Linked DNA regions of Homo sapiens: region 1 is linked to region 2. Evidence: chromatin loops called from intact Hi-C (ENCODE). Cell type or tissue: left lung. All regions are shown on one strand. Region 1 has its middle 96 kb from the start of LINC02554. Region 2 has its middle 3.3 kb from the start of MN1.

Region 1 (4,000 bases), 400 kb before region 2:
CAGATGTGGCCTCAGTCTCTCTAATCGATTCCCATGCAGATGTGGCCTCAGTCTCTCTAATCAAGATTCCCATGGATGGGCCAGCAATGGCCAGAGGGACACTTTTCTGGGCACAGCTCAGTGGAGCCTGCCTAAGGCTGCCTTATTTGGGTCACTCTTTTTTTTGGGGAGGTGTGCATTCTGAGGCTCTACGGGGGTCATTATGGTGCAAAGATTACCCCAGATGGCACCTGTGGTTAACTTACTAGCACAACTGTTACATGGGGTCTATAAGATAGGAAGTCAGGACTCTGCATAGAGAGTCATCCTGGCTCACGTGACCCCCAGGGTAGGGCTGGGCCACAAAGGGGAAAATTACTGATAAATATTATCTTCAAAGAAACCCTCCTCCCCTACACAATGCTAAGCCATTGAAGTTTATCAAAACCACAGCGTTGGAGTCAAGTGATTCTCATGCCTCAGCCTCCCGGGTAGCTGAGACTGCAGGTGCACGCCACCACACCAGGCTAATTTTTGTATGTTTTTTAGTAGAGACGGAGTTTTCACCACGTTGGCCAGGCTGGTCTTGAACTCCTGAGCTCAAACAATCCGCCCTCCTTGGCCTCCCAAAGTGCTGGAATCGCAGGTGTGAGCCACTGTGCCTGGCTTTTTTTTTTTTTTTTTTTTTTTAAGCTCCCTGGTAATTTTCTCAGAGGCTGAGAACCCCTGATATAAACTTCACCGGAATCTGGGGCTGCAGAGGGGTTCCTGGGTTGGAGGGTTGCCATAGCTTCTTCTCCGTTTCTTGATGGGGCAAGCCTCCTCCTACTACAGGACCTTTGCGCAGGCTGGTCCTTCCACCTCCACAGTTTGCAGGCTCCCAATCCTCCCTTAGGCCTCAGCTTTAATACCTCCTCCTTCAGGCTGTCATTCCCTGATTACCTGCCTCCCTCCCTCTTCCCTCTCACTGTTCCCTCTTCATTCCCTTCCAATCTCTTGTAATGCTTCCTAAGTTTGCATTCCGGGGCATTTTTTGTTTGTTTGTTTACTGTATTTCTCCCCACTAAACAGTGAGCTCATGTGATCCATGACTATCTCTATGCCCTTCACCATTGGACCCCCAGGGCTGAGCACAGGGCTCAGCACATACTAGGTGCTCATTAAATATATAGTGAAATAATTTAATGGCAAAAACATGCATTCTCCTTCCTCTCTGAGCCTCACTGTGTTGTGAGGATTAAATGAGTTAATTGCTGTAAAGTGCTTAGAAAGTTCCACCTCGTGTTAATTAAATGAGCTGGCACTGAGCAAATGCTGAGCACATGGCCTGACCCACAGAACATTTTCATTGCTGGTGAATAATTACCATTATTATTATCACTGTCATTGTCATTGTTGGTATTATTTATCCTCTATTCAGCGCAGAGTAGGCGCTTAATAAAACTGTGAACTACCGAAGTGATGTAGCCTTGGACCAGCCACAGGGATGGAGGATGTGGCTGCTGGAGGAAGCCTCCAGGCCAGTCTGATGTGGTGAGGATAGCATGGCTCAGAGAGGGGAATGCACTGCCCCAACGTCACCCAGCAAGTCTAAGCGAGATCCAGCCCCAGAAATCTAGGCTTTCCTCTCTACTCATGGCCGCATGCCCTTGGGCATAGCTCTTCCCCTCTGGGCCCTTGTTACATCTGTGTAATGGGCCTGGGGTTGCAGCAGGGATAGGGAGGTTAGACACAGGTCGGTCCCCAGCCCCCAAGTTTGCCCCATGGTGACATGGGTGGCCACTTGGTGGCACTGTGGAGTCACCACCGACTGGCAGCCACCCGAGGAGCCCCAGTCCAGTGCAGCTTGGCCAGGAGACCTCAGAGGGTGCTCTGCGCTGACCTCCTTCCAGGTGGGGAAACTGAGGCCCAGAAAGGGGCAGCCATGCCTTTACCAAAGTCATGCAGCTAGTCTAAGAAGACTTTAAAAGGTAGTTTATTGAACACCTACTATGTGCCAAGTTTGCAACTGTATCATCCAGTTTCCACAACAACCCAAAGGCAGGAGATAGTCTTTCCATATTCCAGATGAGGAAACTGAGGCACCAAGAGCTTAAGTGGAAATATGGGAGCAATGACAATCATGACAGTAGTGGTTAATATTGAGTAAGTGCAACACATGTAAACAATGGCAATGAGTCAGGCCAGTCCCACAACCAATCCAAGACTTGGACACCAGTACTGACCCATTTTACAGAGATGGAAACTGAGGCTCAGAAAGATGAAACCATTTGCAGAGATCACACAGCCAGGAAGTATCTGCTGCCAGGACATGTCCCTGCCCAGAGGGAACCAGGCCTAATTCCTATCTACTCTCTCCCCAACATTCCAGCCTCAGCCTCAGGCAAGCTTGGGCCAGCATAGCCAGACCTAGGCCTCCAGGGATCAGGGAAGGCTCAGCCTCTTCTCAAAACCCACAGCCTGTCTAGACCAGGCTCCTTCCTGTGGGCTGCCATCAGGGGTCTGGGTGACCACTGGAATTTGGGGGCATGAAGGCGTCCCTGCTTCTCCCCACATCGCCCAATAGCCCCTGCTCCAGATGTGAGCAAGGGTTGCTGCCGTGAGTCCTGGGATGGTCTCCAGGTCTCTTAAGGAAGAAGAAGCAGAGCAGAGGCAAGGAGGGAGACGTGGGGTGGGGGATACAGAGCAAAAGTGACAGAGAGATCATGAAATAGACGGAGACGCAGCGTAGAGACAACGACAGGAAGAGAACAAGAGAGAGCGCCAGAAAAACAAATTAAATCAAAACCGAACAAAACAGAGAGGGAGCGACAGAGCCAGAAAGAAGGGAGTGAAGAGAGGTGCATATTGAGATGGAGACAGACAGACAGATGACGGGGATACAGACTGAGAGAGAGACAGAGACTGGGAGCCAGGAAATCGCAGAGACAGACAGGGACAAAGCGGCGGGGTGCCACAGAGACAGGGAGAGATGCGAGGAGGGGCAGAAGATGGAGACCCGGGGTGAGACAAGGACCAAGGGGCACGAGAGCAAATTCTGGGGTAGCAGACCAGGAGGTCAGGCAGAGACTCAGCAGAGAAGGAAAGGCCGGAGGAGGCTGAGAAGAGAAAAAATGATCAGAGAGAGAGAAGCAAAGAGGAAGGCGACAACATACAGAGGGCAGAGGAAGGGGAATAGAGGAGGGAGGAAGACCAGACAGTCAGAGGGTGGAGGCCAGGGCACGACGAGGGTAGCGGCGGGATCAGGGGTCCTCCCACCCCGTGGACCCTGAACTGGCCCCTGTCCACTGGGCAGCCAGGGTCTTCCACCCACCACCTGCCTCCATACCCCAGAGCTTTTCCCTCCCAGCAGGGGCCTGGCCAGGGTCCTGGAGGGCAAAGGTCAGGTGGGTGGACTCGCCGGAGCCCCCAGGAAGGCATCTTTCATTTCCGCCTGCTCAGCAGGCTCCAAGCACATCGTTTGCATAAAACAATATTCCTGTGGGGGATGCTAATGCGCCCTGCTATTTTTGCCTCTCCTGGATTGTGGTTTGCATACATTTGCATACCCTGGGAGAATTAAGCAGGAATCATGTAAATGAGCCCACCAGCTTGGAGGCGAAGGGGGACCTGGGCTCCCTGCCTCCCGACAGGCTGTGCTGGCCACATCCTTCCCCTGGGGTCACCCTGGCAGGACAGGTTAACATGGAAGGATCAGCTACATGTCTCTCCCAACCTAAGGCTGCTGTCCACTCCAGGTTTGGGGTAGCCAGAGGCAGTTTTCAAAAACCCAGATCTGAGCCTGTCACATCCTTCTTTAAACCTTCCATGGCTTTTGGAATCCTAGGATGGAGGCCAAACTCTCCCTCTCCCCCATAGCCACAAAGACCAACCCCTACCAGCCCCTCTAACCCACACTCTCTTCCTCCCCAGCCTCCACCCACAATGGAACTTCCTCCCGTCAGGGCTTCCCCTCACCACACTTCTGCAAACCACAGGGCCTTTGTACATGCTGTCCCCACTGGCTGCAATGTTTTTCCTT
Region 2 (4,000 bases):
TCGCTATTAAATCTAAATAAAATTAAGCGTGGTGTATGAAAATGCCTTTCCCCCCCCACAAAAGAAAGTGTTTATCGCCCGAGTCTGTCTAGCGTTTGCTAAATTACGCATGAAATCTGAAATGAAATAAACGTTATAATAAAACCAACCCCTGAGCCCTTTTTATTTAAAAACCTTAGATTAAGCACTCCACCGTCGCGGGCAGGAGTTAAAAAGTTACCATGTCGTACGCGCAGATTCATTGCTCCCCTGAGTTGCGGCTAGGAAGGCAGTGCTAAGTATGCCAGAACCGACATGCCGGGGGTGGGGGGAAATGGGCTCAACTTTGGGGTAGCGGCAGAATTCCTAAGAAATTGCCCCCCGCCCAAAAAAAATTTTAATTAAAAATAAACAAACAAGAAAAAACAACAACTTTAAAACTCAGCCAGAGCAAGCTCAGATCCAAGACCTTTCCCGGGGCCTTCCTGTTGTGGAAGTTTACAGACATATATATTTTTTCTTTTTTGAAATTAAAAATGAAAATTACCCCCATCAAAAATGGGGTCCATAAATAAGCATAGGGAATAAGTATTTGTACAGGGCGGTGGAGTTTTTAAAGGATTTTTCTGCAGGATCAGGTTGTTGGTCTGTGATTAAATATTGATTTTGTGTAATTAGTTTTCATGTGAACTATCCTCTTGCTGATAGCTTAGAGGTTTCAGAACTAGAAAAGAAATGGAATTGGACATGGAAATTATTACTTAGCAAAGTGACAGGGAAGTGAGAGCCAGAGAAAAGACTGAGGCTTTGCTGATTTAGGCACAAAGAAATAAAGGCTTGGGTAGGCCCTCCAGTGACACCCCCCCCCCGCCCGCCCCGGGGCCTAGGACCCTGGGGCTCTGGGGCTCCCGAGACAGAGCAGGGGGGATCTTGAACCTCCTGGACAAAAAGCGGGAGGCAATAGGAAAACCTGGTTGTGAGGAAGAGGCCCCCACATGGGCAAAGGCCTGGGCATAGTCCAAGATACTGGGTCACACACTCAGTCTGCTCTCGACTATGGGTGTCTCCTGAGGCACCTATGAGCCGCCTGTGTTTCTGTGTCTGGAGGAAATAGGGAAAAGTGGGGACCTGTCTGGAGCCTGGGGGTGGGCCAGGAGAGTGGGAAGAATGGCTCACAGGCCTGTCGTCTGGGGAGACCCGGATGGGGGCGTCTGCAGAGCTGAGGCATGACTTCACACAGGGCTGGGTGGGGGTCTCCAGCACACCTGGGCAGGTTTCCTGTGGAATAATTCCGTGTGCTCCAGGGAGGGGGGGTGTGGGAGTATTTTTCTGGGGCTGTTTCCAAGAGTTAGCTCCACAAGGTGTGTGAGTGGCTGAAAGAAGGGAGTGTTTGGACCTGGTGAAGTTTCTGTTCAGGATGTGTGTCTCGGTCACCTTTCTTTAACACTGCAAATGTTGTGCGGGTGTGTGGCACACGTCTGCATTTTGTGCCTTTGCTTGTATGCGGGTGGCGGGGCATCTGCGTGTGTTTCTGTCCATGCCTGCGTCGGCGTTCGTGCATGGATCTTTGGGGGTCTTGGTGCATGTTCTCTGTCTGTCCCCCAACCCCGCATTTCTGTGTGTGTGAGCCACTGCGTTTGTACCTGTGTGTGTGCAGCTGCCTCACCCCTTGCATGCCTGTATCTCTGCTCCAGTGTATCTGTTTTTTCTGCGAGTGTGAGGGCGTGTGCCTCACAGCCTGTGCCCATCTGTGCCCGTGTATGCGCCGGCGTGTGCGCCTCCACAGTGTGGGCACCCCTGCGTGTGCCTGTGTGTGCTTTCGCCCGCAAGGTCCCGCAGTGTTTCTTTGGAACAGACACATTGCCCCCTAGCGCTCAGATGAATTCAAAGTCCCCGCAGGCGCAGAGCCGGGAGCAGTAGGAGCCTCAGGGCCCTCCACCCGCCAGGGCTTTCTCCATCCTCCTCCCTCCCCAGGTCCCCCTCCGGGGGCACTGAGTGTGCTGGCAACGGCCAGAGGAGGCCCTCTGGGCAAGGGAAGGAGGAGACACAGCTGGATGGGGCCCCAGAGCTGGAGAGGGATGTTTTAAGCTGGTGACAAGTGGGGAACTGCCTGGGATGGCCCCCAGAACACTCACCGCTGATATGGAGAGCCTGGCACACCTCAGCTAGCCCAGGAGCCTCAGCCTGCAGCCCACCAGTGAACTCTCACTCTATAGAAACACAAAGCAACCCACACCCAATACCCGTCACCCAGGAGACACACAGCCTTCGTGCCTGCCCCGTTGGCCCCCAACACCACCAGCACAGACACATGTACACACTTACCTCCATAGTGTGTGGCTGTGTCAGCAAACACATGCACTCACATGCACACACAGAGCAATATCAGCATACACGTACTCACACACACACACACACCCCTCCATAGTGTGTGGATGTCAGCACACACACACATATACACCTCCATAGCGTGTGGCTATGTTAGCACATACACACCCCGCCATAGTATGTGGATGTCAGCATCCATGTACTTATACACACACTCACACATACATCTCCATAGTGTGTAGCTGTCAACACACTCACACACACGTACACCTCCATAGTGTGTGGATGTCAGCACACACACACACACACACACATACACCTCCATAGTGTGTGGCTATGTCAGCACACACACACACACACACATATACACCTCCATAGCGTGTGGCTATGTCAGCACACACACACACACACACCCCTCCATAGTGTGTGGATGTCAGCATCCATGTACTCACACACACACCCCTCCATAGTGTGGGGATGTCAGCACACACACACACACACACACACACACACCCCTCCCCATAGTGGATGAGTCTGCCCACTGGCTTCAGGACATGGAAGGCTCCTTCCGTGTCAGGCTGGTGCTTTGTGCATTATACCCATGGTCATCCTCACGGCAACGCCATGAAGTGGGGACTCAGAACCCATTCTACAGATGAGGAGATCGAGAAAGTCAAGGGACTTTCCCAAAGTCAAACAATGGCAGAGCTGAGATTCTAATCTCCCTGACACTGACGCCTGTCTCTTAACCACGGCCTGCTCTACCTGAATGTGATCGTTCAGGTAAAACACTTAGCACAGTGCAGGGGACATGGTAAGTGCCAACAAGTGTTAGCAACCTTTATTACCACTGTGATTATTACCAAATATTATCAAAATTATGATTCATATTATTCTCAGTGTCTCCCTCACCCACACAAACATGAGAAACTAGTACAAACACACACACACACACACACACACACACACACACAGCAATATCCTTAGCCTTCTTCCTCTAACCCCCGTATCCTTTGGAGCTTGGAAACTCACCGGGACCACAGAAGCTCAAGCCCTTCTTGCAGGCAGTGTTCCTAGAAGGACTGGAGGGGAAGCTACTTCTCCGGACACCTGGGGTCAGCAGAACAGGCCTCTCCAGTGGGCCAGTGGTGGAAAGGTCAAGGATTTGGGCATTACAGATTCAGATTCAAGTCTTGTCTTCACCACTTATGAGCTGCGTGACCTTAAGCAAAATACTTTTTTCTCTGAACCTCAGTTTCCCCTGTTGGAAAGAGACATGAAGGCCAGTTGATATACAGCATAGGGACTGGAGACAATGCTTTCAGAGTGGAACAGAGCACGGCACAGGACAGACATTCTTTAAATGGCAGCCCCTCTTATGACCATGATTATTTCTTCTGTGTTTGGATGCGGGGAGATGCAGAACAGAACCACAATCCCAGGAAGCCCCAGCTATGACCAGGACAGAGGAGAGGGCAGATGACTAGAGTCAGAAGATATGAGACCCTCATGGAGCTATAGTCTGCTGTTTGCCAAGCAACAGCACCTCGTCTATCTTGCTACACACAATGTCTGTCTTTTGGGGTCTCTCCTCGATCTGTTCATTATGTACATACCAAATGCTTATAATATGCCAGGGCCTGGTCTAGGAACTCAAGAAAAAATGTAGCAGACACAGTCCCAGCCTTCAAGC

Evidence for each region. A loop is a pair of places that touch in the nucleus more often than their neighbours do. Peaks named below come from ENCODE experiments on the same cell type or tissue, not always from the same donor. Only the 100,000 strongest peaks of a DNase experiment are listed, where the experiment ranks them.
Region 1: it touches region 2 in a loop (2.7-fold over the local background); 85 of 110 quality-filtered maps call a loop at or near these places.

Annotation. Positions count from the first base shown.
Region 1 is chr22:27,404,325-27,408,324 of GRCh38, forward strand. No RefSeq gene overlaps it. Among named protein-coding and RNA genes, the nearest start is that of LINC02554, 96 kb to the left of the region's middle. RefSeq lists an enhancer at 3,340-3,892. In left lung, a CTCF peak has its summit at 1,735 (motif pointing right); a DNase peak (open chromatin) is centred at 1,837; H3K27me3 peaks cover 817 bases.
Region 2 is chr22:27,803,052-27,807,051 of GRCh38, forward strand. No RefSeq gene overlaps it. Among named protein-coding and RNA genes, the nearest start is that of MN1, 3.3 kb to the left of the region's middle. RefSeq lists enhancers at 1,114-1,678, 1,679-2,242. In left lung, a CTCF peak has its summit at 1,887 (motif pointing left); no DNase peak of the experiment used is centred here; H3K27me3 peaks cover 2,369 bases.